Regions from separate parts of the Homo sapiens genome. Here regions 1 and 3 are each linked to region 2. A link is an interaction called in ENCODE POLR2A ChIA-PET data of the cell type or tissue named here. Cell type or tissue: GM12878. All regions are shown on one strand.

Region 1 (4,000 bases), 100 kb after region 2:
TTACATGCATTTTTTTCTAGGTAGAGCCCCCATAGTTGAGACTTATGACCCCAAAAAGAACCACTGTTCTGTGTGCTGAATCCCATATTTAATATGTGATATCCAGGGCACAATCTTAGATGCCTAGGTGCTCCTTAGCCCAGCTGAGAGAGACGCTGAAGCTTCCTCTCACCTCCCACAGAGGTACCCTCCCCATTTAAGACTGACAGATACTTGGCTTGTTCTTTAGGTAACTGATTTCAGAAATGGGCACTTTTCATAGAGACCCTACTCCCTGCCCACAGATGTCAGGCCTTCTCCTCACAACAATTAAGTTAGATCAGTTCACTTCCATACAACCTGATCTTTCTAAACCAAGCATCCATTTGCTTATTTAGAACATGAATGGGGTCAGTGAGAAGCACCCAAATCCACTCAGCAGGACTGAAGGGTAGACAGTCAGAGGTGATGGTTTATGAGGGTAGGTTTAGGAACTTCAACCTCTCTTCCTCCCTAATATTTTTACTGTTGAAATGAGACTGCAGCCCTTACTAGGCAAACCCAGGCAGCAGCCATCAGTACTGGACCTCTGGCAGCAGAGCCGTGCTTTGGCTCTGAATCACCTTCTTCACCCCCAGCCCAGTCCAGAATGCTTTGGAGGCCGAGTGCCACAAATGCCTGAGCTCCATGTATCAGCCTCATTGCAAAGCAACCGTAGGGATGGGAAGGGAAGAATGATGATCCATGGGCAGTGTTCCAGGGTACCCCTGGAGACTAGTGATGCAGACAGAAGGGGGTGGTTGTGCTGTTTCCCATCACTCAAGAGTTATTTCACATTCACAAGACTGTGATCAGATCCTGTTCATTTATTCTACTTAAAATGACACAACAGGAACAGAGACTTGGAATGGAAACTTTTCTACCTGGGTCTTTTTAGGATTTCAGCAAAGATATAAACATCCTCTATTTTTTTTTTTTTCTTACAGGAGAATAAAAACTCTTCAACATACATTGAGGCTTTGCAGCCTTTTCAGTTGAGGAGCATAACAAGAGATTTTCTGCTCTAGAGTCCAAATCTTTTAAACTCAGAGGCTGCCACTCTGAGGTCATTTTCTTTTCATGTTACTGGAAGCATGATGTATACTTTAAAAGTAATAAAGTTCAAATAGAGCCCACTGGGGACTGGGAAATGGGCTTTCAGAGTAGGTTGATTCATTCCATTTCAGTCATGTAAAGTTTAAAGAGAAAGCAAGACAGGGGAGTTAGATAGAAGGTGAACAGAGAAGGTATGGTTGATTTAAGAAAAATGACCTTCAAGAGTCATTCCCATTGCCTATGACTTCCTAAGAACCTATGAGGTTGGATGGAAAAAACAATGATTTTAACAGGAGTGTTTTCGACCGAGGACACAGCTATACTAAACTCTCTCAATAATCACAATTGTCACATTTTAATATTCCCTTTTTTATATGAAAGTAGGACAGCTTTGTCCAAGATTGAGGCATTTTCACCTTGTGCTTTTCTGAACAAATTATGTGAAAATTAAAAAAAAAATACAGAGCCTGGCCCTCCAGAATTCTCTAAAACAAAAGCTCAAAGCAGCCTGAGATTATAGCCTACACAATTTCAGGTTAGTTTTTCAGTCATTTTTCAGCTATGTACTATGACATTTATAAATATAACTTTTCTGGAAAGGAAAAATAATAAAATACAGCAAGAACAATTTCTTTTGTACTTAGATAGCCAAGTGCCTGGATGTGAACAGCCACAAGTCAGCTAAACCTCCACGCTCAGTGAGGAAGCTGTGGATCAGAGGGTTTTGTGTCATGCGCTAATAAGCTGCACAGCTAGGCTCACCCCCAAGGTTTCTGGCCTATGTCTATTCCCTTTACTTGACATTTTGCTATCAGAGGACACTGCAAGGAGACAGTCAGAGTATCATTTTGAGACTTTGGGTTAGTACCTAAAACAGCAAGAGAGGAGGAGGAAAAATTTGAATTAACTCTATTGGCCAAAGGAAGAGGTTATAAGCTCTTTCTGTTCTGAGCTCTATTTAACATGAATATAACCATTTTCTCAGCTTTTTTCCTTTCTGGAGAGAAAAGTACTGACATTCAGAGACATGGAGAAAACAGAATATTGAATCTTAGCAATCTCTCTGCTACACTATTGGTTCTTCTGCAGAACCTATCATCTTCTGTGAACCTACAACTTTCTCTCCTTTCCTTAGAGTTTCTCCATCCTGACAGTAATTTTACCATGCAGGATACAGAATATGTGCAATAAATATATGCTAGAAGTCTTGAGTCCTACTGACTGCTTTATTCTACATTCATATAGCATATATTTTATTATTATATATGGACTATGCAATATGTGTCTCATCTTGTGCTGTGAGCTTTGCTTTTTAGATATGATTTCCTTTAATCTTCATATGTACTCAGTGAAGCATATACTACTATTGTTGTCCCCATTTTAAACCAGATAAAAATAAGACCAACAGATAAAGGCCATCAGATTTTATTTTTTTTTTTGAGACAGAGTCTCGCTCTGTCACCCAGGCTGGAGTGCAGTGGCACGATCTCGGCTCACTGCAAGCTCTGCCTTCTGGGTTCACGCCATTCTGCTGCTTCAGCCTCCCGAGTAGCTGGGACTACAAGCGCCCGCCACCACACCCGGCTAATTTTTTGTATTTTTAGTAGAGATGGGGTTTCACCGTGTTAGCCAGAATGGTCTTGATCTCCTGACCTCGTGATCCACCCGCCTCGGCCTCCCAAAGTGCTGGGATTACAGATGTAAGCCACCATGCCTGGCCAGACCATCAGATTTTAAAGCTTAACTCTTAATTACTGTACTACACTGAGTGTAACTAATACATACATTTGGTGGAATTTGTCTTAGGTACAATACTTTTGTTTTTATTTGGTATCATCACATTATATAAAAGCAAAAGTGACCCCCAAAATAGCTTCCACTTTAGGCTCTTTTTCTCTCCACAGCAGACAATACCCCTACTAAACAGAATTTGATTGTTGCACCTATGTTAAGTCGGGGACCAGAAATTTATTTTAGAGTGTTCGAAGGGCAAAGGAAAGTACTGCTTTTTGTAGAAGGATTAACTTCGTGGCTCAAATTTGCTAGATATTTGTCTAAACTTCTCTTCAGAGAAAAGCCCGAGCTTGCTTGCTGTAGGCTCAACCAAGTTTTACATTTTGAGACCATAAGCCTGAGATCAGAAATCTTTTAATCAGCATAAATCCTTAAAAGATCCCATAACTCTGAAGTCATGTTTGCATTATAAACAGAACATGTGTTTCATGGGGTGTGAAAATGCCAGCAGAAACTGCTTGCTTAATTTTATCAACCTACTTTTTTAGAGAGTGCTGACAGCCCTACAGAAGCATGACTAGCGGCTGCTGAGGTTGGCAAGCCCACATTCTGTGGCTTTTTCTTTAAGTGGCGTATCAGGAGATTAATTCAGCCTGAATTTCACATTTGTGTTCGGTAGCAATTCCCAGAGGCCTTAGGAGCAAATGCATATTTGACACCTATTTATCTTTGTCGGGGTTGTCATGGGAGCCAAGGTGATATCAACTTTAGTGAGGTCCTTTGAGGAGAGGTTATGGGGAACTGGATATATTTGCTTGGTTCTATTTTCATATCTATCTACTGTTTGCCAAAAGGTTAAGTTTCTCCCACCTCTCTGTCAGCACTACATTTGGTAATATGAAAGAGATGGAAGCATGGCTGGTTGTAGTGATAACGACCGATATGGCAGAGACGTGCGCTTCGAGGTCCACTTGTTCCTGTTGAAAGCATTTTTTCTTGCCTTTAAAGAGATTTTCATATTGATGCGCTGTGGCTGATAATGAGAAACCTGGGTATTTAAAAAATATATATTTTTTGTCCTCTATTATTAATCATCAAATGCGAGAGAGCAGATGAAGCAAGGTTAAAGAAGTACAATGGGATTCTAAAGAAAAAGAAGTCATAATGGCCTGGAGCAGTAAATTAGTGCAAA
Region 2 (4,000 bases):
GCCTTTTTTACTCTTTAAACACAGAGCTTCCAAGAAGAGTTATAGGGCAGAGCTACAATGCAGTTATTTATTCCAGCCCTCTCACAAGACAACTATATTTAGGATATGATTTCACCAGTCTTAGACTCTGTACTTTGTAGTCTGGTACATAAACACAATTCAAATGTCCTCACAATTCTTCATATGAGCAAAAAGAGAAAACAGATCTGAGTTAGTTCTATAATTAAAATTATTAAAATATAATATCAGATACAATATATTATGTGTGAGTGTGTGTTTGTGTGAGATTCTTCTAAAAATATAGCAAAATGTTGACAGTGCTAATCTCTGGAAAAAGGGGTCATGAATAATTCTATGCTCTTCATTAAAACTGTATGTATTTTACAGATTTTATAATGATTCACATGCTACCATTATTGGAAATAAATAAAGACTTAGGGTGTCCTCAGTGATATGCAATTAATATTTATTCTCTGTCTGAAACTCTCAATTTTGTAATCAGAGCACTAAATGATTTATTAAAGCTGTGGACTGCTTTTCAACCAACAGAAGCATAGTAATATACGATATATAGCAAGGAAGGAAGACAAAGCCACAGTGCAATTAGGCAAAGGCAAAGAGGTAGTTACAAATATGGGACATATTTTAAGAAGAGCTGAAGCCACTGAGCAAAATTTGTTCTTGTCTAGGGAAATGATGTTAATCTACAGTTAGTCTTTTAAGGGTGGTACCTGAAAGTATGAACATGACTTTGAAGATGAATTCCTGTTTTAATGAAAAACCTGGGAGTCTACAGAAGAAGACTGCAGTGGTTTGTGGAGACTCCCAGATTGTCTATTAAAACTGTAATTCATTCTTAATTCTTCCTTCTGCCTCGACACCCAGTCATTACATTTTATCAGCTTCACGTCCAAATCATCTCAAGAATCTTCACTGCCTTCACTCCCACTGTCACTGTCTGAATAGAGACTCTCATATCTCACCTTAGCCACTTCCTCCAGGTTCTTTCTGCCTCCTGCCCTGCTCCAACCAGCACATTTTCCCCCTGTGGCTGCCAGCTTTATTTTCTTTAACATAAATCTGCTGCTGCCACTCTCCTACTTAACAAAACCTTCAGCGTCTGCTCATCACCACATAATAAATCCCAAAAGTTATCACTAATCCACCTTCACTCACCTCCGTTCTGTTTGTGCTCCAACATTTTTTCTATTTCTTCAACTATAATGGGTGCTTTCATGTGTCCCTGCATTTGTATATGTTGATTGTTCTGACTGAAGGCCCCTCCCTTACCTTTCATTCATGCTGGGAAATTCATGCTAGCTCTACTGAAATCATTTTCCTTACTTCCTTGAGTAGAATGAATTGGCTCTTCATTTGCACCCCCACAGAACATTTTCTAAATTTAAAAAATAGCACTATTTGAAAACTGAGAAATGGCGCCCGATATTCAGGATACACAGCAATGCCTGGAACAGTTACGATGAGTAATTGTTTAAATTTAACAAACACTGATATAGTACTTATATTCAAGGTTCTGTTGTAAGTGTTTTACAAAGATCAACTCATTTAATCTTCATGGAAACTCATGAAATAAGTACTATTAGTATTCCCACCTAATAGAGGAAGAAAACTTAGTTGTAGAGAGTTTCAGTAACTTGCTTAAGGTTTCACACAGGCCAGGACTTGAAGCTAGACAGCGCAGCTCTTGAATCCATGGCCTTGCCAACTTCAGCACTCTGCTATGCCCCTGAAATAAATGACAGTCATCAGGGCACACGCATCAGTAGAATTTCAGACTAATGAAAATGCTTCAAAGGAGTTAGTAGGATATCAGCCTTCTAAGGTTTATTCTTCATTAAACCATATAGCCACAGAATGTGGTAACCAGAAGTTTCCTTTGAACCACAATGCTTGATTCAGGCAGCTGCTCAGAGTCACACAGCTTTACAATCTCTTCATTCACATAGTGCAAAAACCAGAACACCCTGTTCTCATTGAACCTAGTCTCTCCCAACGTGGAGGAGATAGCCAGTTCTCATTAAGCTTTATGAAGCTACAAGCTAAATGGAACTCAGGTTGCTTGGAGACCAGGTGTCCTTATATCTTTCGGTTGCCCAGGGTATTTCCTGGGGCAGAGCTCAAGAGTTGAAAGTCCACAGCTTGGGGGGTAACGTTTTTCTTTCTGAACAAATTGGCTTTGATGTGGCTAAATCGGTTCCAAATATTGAGGCTACACACAAGCCATGGTCTTTGGGGATGTGTTTATTCTCTGATGGAATAGCAGCACTTCATAGTTAAGCACCTTGGTGCTTAACTTAGCTTAATGGTTAAGAGATTTGGACTGTATGTAATAATATAGTTCAGAATTTAGATTATTATTCCTTTGATAAATACTAAGTTTAATGAAAAAAAATCATTGTTTTACAAATCTAGACTAATCATGCACTTAATGTATTAGCTGTTTTATTTTCTTCAGATTACACAAGTGTTATACAGTGCATTCATTATATGCTATTTAAACATTACAGAAAAACCTAGCATGGACTAGAAAAGTCCTCTATAAACAGCTTCTAAAAACTGTAACCTAAAAGTGTGGTGTATGACTCTGATTTTGAATCTATATACACATAAATATTATCATAAAATTATTAATAATAATGTTTAAAAAATTAGATTGTACTTTAATATCATTTTAAACTTTGCATTTTAACTGAGCAGTAATTATTGAGTGCAAAAACTACTTAGGAAGTATAATATCACCTCATTTCCCTTGTATGTGGGAATCTGATAATTTAACATTGCCTAATTTCATATCTCTGCAATGTTCTGTATTCTAATAAATTAAAACAATTTTTGACATAAATTACCCCCTTAAATAGCAGAAATTAAAGTTTCTTCACACTTCTTTTACATCATTCTTGGAATTTTCCTGACTACTAAATTGACATAATAAGTTATCCAAGAACTTTGCTATTTCTCTTTATTTTAAACACATGCGCAAACCTATCGATCAAACTTTATCCACATTACCTACTTACTTATATGCATTTCAACACCTCACCATTCTGGGAGCTCTTGTTCCTAACATTAAAAGAAAAAAATCTCTCCCTCCCTGCAAACAAACAACAAATTTTTATGTAATTTCCCATTAAACTTTCATGGCAAACAAATTTAATAATTTACGTTTAAAGAGAAAAAATGACCATGCACAAAGAGACTGGAAAAGAAACACTTCTACAGCTAGGACAACAATGACCAGATTTGACAACTGATTACTCCCTTCTCAGGCTCTTGGCCATGCTCCACAGTTATTTTTAAACACTTTAGAACACCTGGGAAAATTGTTTCTGTACAGGGTAATTCTCTTGTACAGGGTAACATCTCCAAGAGGTGCAGCAAAAAATTAAAATACCGTCAGAAAAAAACTGAACAGAATAATGAAGGGATCATGTCAATGGAAGGATATTTAAAGAATGTAGACATATCTAGAAAACATAAGAGAATAGTAAAATAGAAAGCCTCTCCTCTCCCTCTTCTTCCCTTCCTGCTTCTCTTCTTCTCTCTCTTTATTCCTTTTCTTTCTCTCCTCCTCTCTCTCACTGTCTCTCTCTCTCTCTCTCTCTCTGTCTCTCCCCATTTGCCTCTGACACACTCTCTCTCTCTCTTTGTATTTAAGTTTGAGGATATCCTAGAGCAGAACCAAAACAAAAAAGTTGCACCAGGGGCATGTTAATAACCAAATGCACCATGTACAAGATTGGTTTTATTTATTTATATAAACCCTGAGGCACTACATTAAAATTAATGGGAGAAAAATTCAAGGAACCGGATTTCCGTATAAGAAAATTTATTTCCGGCTGGGCTCGGTGGCTCACGACTGTAATCGCAGCACTTTGGGAGGCTGAGGTGGGTGGATCAAGAGGTCAGGAGTTCGAGACCAGCCTGGCCAACATGGTGAAACCTCGTCTCTACTAAAAATACAAAAATTAGCCAGGCGTGG
Region 3 (4,000 bases), 140 kb after region 2:
CATATTATGAAGAATAAGTAATGCTGATTTGTGTATATTATACGTCAGTTGCTATTATGAATAACTTATGTGATTTATCTTAACGAGTCCTCAAAACAGCCCTATAAGAACATCCATATCATTGTTATCTCATTTCGCTGATAAGGAAAATGCGGCACAGAAATACCTATGATGTGTCCAAAGTCACAGAGTTAGCACAGGTAAACCAGAATTCATACTCAAGCCCCCTCTTATTCACCAGGCTGTACAATGAATATTTAAGGTACTAGGATTTCCAAAAGTCTTTGAGTAAAGAGCAAACACCCATAAAAAAGATAACCCAAAAGCTATTATTAGTTGTACTTCATAAATGCTTGTTATGTAAATGCCTAAGTAATTGTTGGATAATTTAGAATTCATTCATCAACTTATCAAGCATTGCTTTGGGATCCTGGGTCACAATAATTGGGATGAGGAAAGATAAAAAGGAAGGAGGGATGGATCTAAAACAAGAAGAGCTCTCTGGAAAGGGGAGAGTTGGCTGGGGAGCCACACTAAAAGGGCTCCTTGAGACAATCAGAGAGAGGCATAGAGGACAGTGAATGTCATGTGGCTTTTGGGTGGGATTTGGTGTGGAGAAAGAGAAGGCAGTATGGCGCCAAGAAATTATTTTCCCTCTGGCTAGTCTTTTCCAACATTATTTTAATTTCTCTTTTAACACTGAAGCACAGTGACAGTATGATATTTCACTTTGAATTTCCAACTAGACCCAAATCTGTTTGCAACTCTAAAGCCATAGAAGAATGTTTATTTTACAAAATTAAATGTGAAAGGTGTTTACTTTGCCTACAAGATGGTGCGACTTGGGCGCCGACATGACTAGTTAAATAACTGGAACTTATCTGTTTAAAAGATTTAGTTTCTAATCAAAATGTACAATGCAAGTTCTATGGATTTTTTGTGGGTTCCCTTATTCAGTATATACTCTTTTGAAAAACATTACTGTAATTCTTTGAGTTCTAGCACCAGAGGAATTACACTGTTTACTAAGTGTTTTGATTTTTCAGCATACTGAATCCTTGGAAAAAAAATTTGAAAGTACGATTTTTTTCCCTTATGCCTATCAAAGAGAATCCAATATAAAGACTCTTCTAGAGTGGGTTTTTATTTCTTAGATCATCACTTTTTGAACTTTTCAGTTCCAGTTTCACTTTCCCTGAAAACATTTTTACGATAGAGCAAGTTCGTAACAACTAGCTTTGTAAGGTGGAAATTTTTTGCAAGAGCTGATTACAATGTTTACGTAAATTGCTTCAAAGTTTGGCAGCTCTCTTTCTAGAGACAGGGACTCTTCCTGTTATTATTTCTCCAAAATGTGCTTGACATTCTGATTTTGGATTAAATAAACAAAATTCCTACGCTGAATTCTGACATGTCATAAGCTTGACAGTGCTAAATTACCTTTCAAAAGCAGCGAATGTTTCAGCCTGTTTTCTTTAAAAAAAGAAAAAAGTACCAATTTCTTAACTGCTGAAAAAGAGCAGAGCTCACATCAAGTGTGACTCATGATAACAAATGTGATGCCTCTCTCCCTCTTCCCTCTGCCTCTTCAAAGATTGATCAAGTGATAGTGATTTTCTGAGTCAAAAGTGTCATACAATTCTTAAGTGGAAGAGAAGGGAGGGTTTGGCTTAATTCTTTATGATAATTCAGCCAATCACTCCAAGAATGGGAGAGAATAGTATTCACAAGTGTAAAGTATAATGATATTACAATGTATGTACCAATCATCTCCCACCAATTTATTCCTGTTTAAGCAGTTAGCAGAATCAGTAAAATTCGTAACTCAAGAAAAAAAAAATGGGTTGGATTAAATACTATAGTAGTCTAGCTGCTCTGAGCTCAAGTCTCCAGGACAGAAATACACCTATGTGGCAAATAGTGAAACTAATTTCCCTCACTGCCCTCTCTACTATTCTGTTTAGAAATCTTGACTGCTGTTCTAATGGACAGGTGCTTTCCTGCTCCTAATAGTGGGAAGTGATGTGATGGCTTAGGAATGAAATTTAAGTACACCTCTCCGAACTCTGGGATGGGTGGATGATAATCTTCATAAGTAACTGAAGCCACCTAAGAGGCCTGTCCCTACTGTAAACAGAAGTCATTTTTGCCCTTGTTGTAAAGAACCCACTTTGTTTAATGTTAAGAGGTTGGTGTGTTTAATCTGACCTTTGATTTCAAAGATTGGGCATGGAACATAAATATGCTCTATCTAATTTAATATCAACATGACCACATTTTAATTCTGCTGTATAATTAACACAATTCCAATATTTAACATTCAACCAATGCCTCCTGAGTACCTGCTGTATGCCAGTTACTGGGCTGGACCCTACTGGCAAATACATAGGTAACTTAAACATAATGGCAACCTGAAGAGTCTGGGTGGATGTCCCTTCCAGAACATACTAGATGACTCATGGATCACAAGCAGAGAAGGGACTTGGTCTTTGGTATAGAGCAGTAGTTCTTAACAGTGTGGGGGGCACTCTGTCCAACAGAGGGTTATTTGGTAGCATCTAGAGGCATTTTGGATTGATTGTCACAATTGGAGGGAAAAAATCTGTGCTACTGGTATCTAAGTGGGTAAAGACCAATGGATTCCCTGTATCTGAGTAAAAATGTAATTTTTTGGAAACAGTCCATCCATCAAAACGATGCTTAATGACCCTAGAGGGATGTGAATCAGTATTACATCCATCAAGCTTCACTCTTCTGCAATAACTGATTTGTACAAAAGCTAGTGTTGTTCATCAGTAACTCCGTAAATATTCTACCATGCACAGGAAATCCGCCCCCCTACCCACCATAATAAAGAATGATCTGACGCCGAATGTTAGTAATGGTGAGGCTGAGAAAACACATACACACACACACACCCTCTATAAATAATGAGGGTGGGGTAGAAAAGAATTTTTAGTATTTCTCCACAGATCTTTGAGGGCAGAAGAGATTACATTTGCATGGGGACAGCATCAAGTATAATTGAGAAGTCTTTGTGCTGAAGAACGTTTTCTAAAGGTCTTGCCCTCTGTCTTTAGGGACTACACTGTTACAAATGAGACATACCCACAATCCAGTCCTGAAGAGTAGCAGTATTTTGGGCATGTGCTTCCAAGGGTTAGTAGATGGTGTGGATGCTGTTATTGTTTTATTAAGGGCTAGTGCTAACCACTGTTCTACACACTTCTAATATTAACTTCACAAATCCATTAGTGAAGTGGGTACTATTATTATGCCTGTTTTTATAGATGAGAAAATTGAAGTGTAGAGTGCTTAATTAGTGGCCCTATGGTAACCCAGCTGTAAGGGGTAGAGCCTTGATTTTAACCCCAGGGGTTTAGCTTCAGTCTTTATTGCTAATTGCAAATAGCCAAACTGCCGCTTCCTATGTCACCTGTTGAAATTTTACTCCGTCTCAGCTGTAGTTCAGGTATGTGACCTTAGACAAGTTATTCTCTGTGCCTTATTTCTATCATGTCCAAGATATATATACTATTCTATTTCAGTTGTGGTTGGATTTAAATAAGTTAGTGTGTGTAAGCATTTAAAACGGTGCCTAGAACAGAGAAATGTCTTAGTAAATTTTATCATAATGATGATATTGATTCTTCCCTATGGCATGTGCATCTTAAGACAGCACGTCTTCTTAAGACAATAGTAGGAAAAGTACAAACAGCTTTTAGAGCCAAATAGAGTTTATCCATACCCTTTCATTATCTGTAATTGGCTATGTGACTTCGACCAATGTAAGAAGCTCTCTAGGCCTTATTTTTGTTTGTTTTTGTTTTTAACTTGCTAATTGGGAAATGACCTTTTGGACAAAACAAATACAATTTTTCTTTCTGTGAAGAGTCATAGTACAGTATCTGATATAAAGAAGAATAAATCAAAAGAAATGAAGCATTAAGCACTTTGAGCCATTAGGAAAACATACATTTATATTAGCTTTGCTACTGTT

Evidence for each region. ChIA-PET counts read pairs that join two places held together with the same protein. Peaks named below come from ENCODE experiments on the same cell type or tissue, not always from the same donor. Only the 100,000 strongest peaks of a DNase experiment are listed, where the experiment ranks them.
Region 1: POLR2A ChIA-PET joins it to region 2 with 5 read pairs; 1 of 35 experiments calls an interaction of 5 or more read pairs at or near these places.
Region 3: POLR2A ChIA-PET joins it to region 2 with 8 read pairs; 2 of 35 experiments call an interaction of 5 or more read pairs at or near these places.

What each region holds. Positions count from the first base shown.
Region 1 is chr17:70,306,953-70,310,952 of GRCh38, forward strand. No RefSeq gene overlaps it. Among named protein-coding and RNA genes, the nearest start is that of KCNJ2, 140 kb to the left of the region's middle. In GM12878, no CTCF peak of the experiment used is centred here; a DNase peak (open chromatin) is centred at 1,860.
Region 2 is chr17:70,207,311-70,211,310 of GRCh38, forward strand. No RefSeq gene overlaps it. Among named protein-coding and RNA genes, the nearest start is that of KCNJ2, 40 kb to the left of the region's middle. In GM12878, no CTCF peak of the experiment used is centred here; DNase peaks (open chromatin) are centred at 971 and 2,061.
Region 3 is chr17:70,343,325-70,347,324 of GRCh38, forward strand. No RefSeq gene overlaps it. Among named protein-coding and RNA genes, the nearest start is that of KCNJ2, 180 kb to the left of the region's middle. In GM12878, no CTCF peak of the experiment used is centred here; no DNase peak of the experiment used is centred here.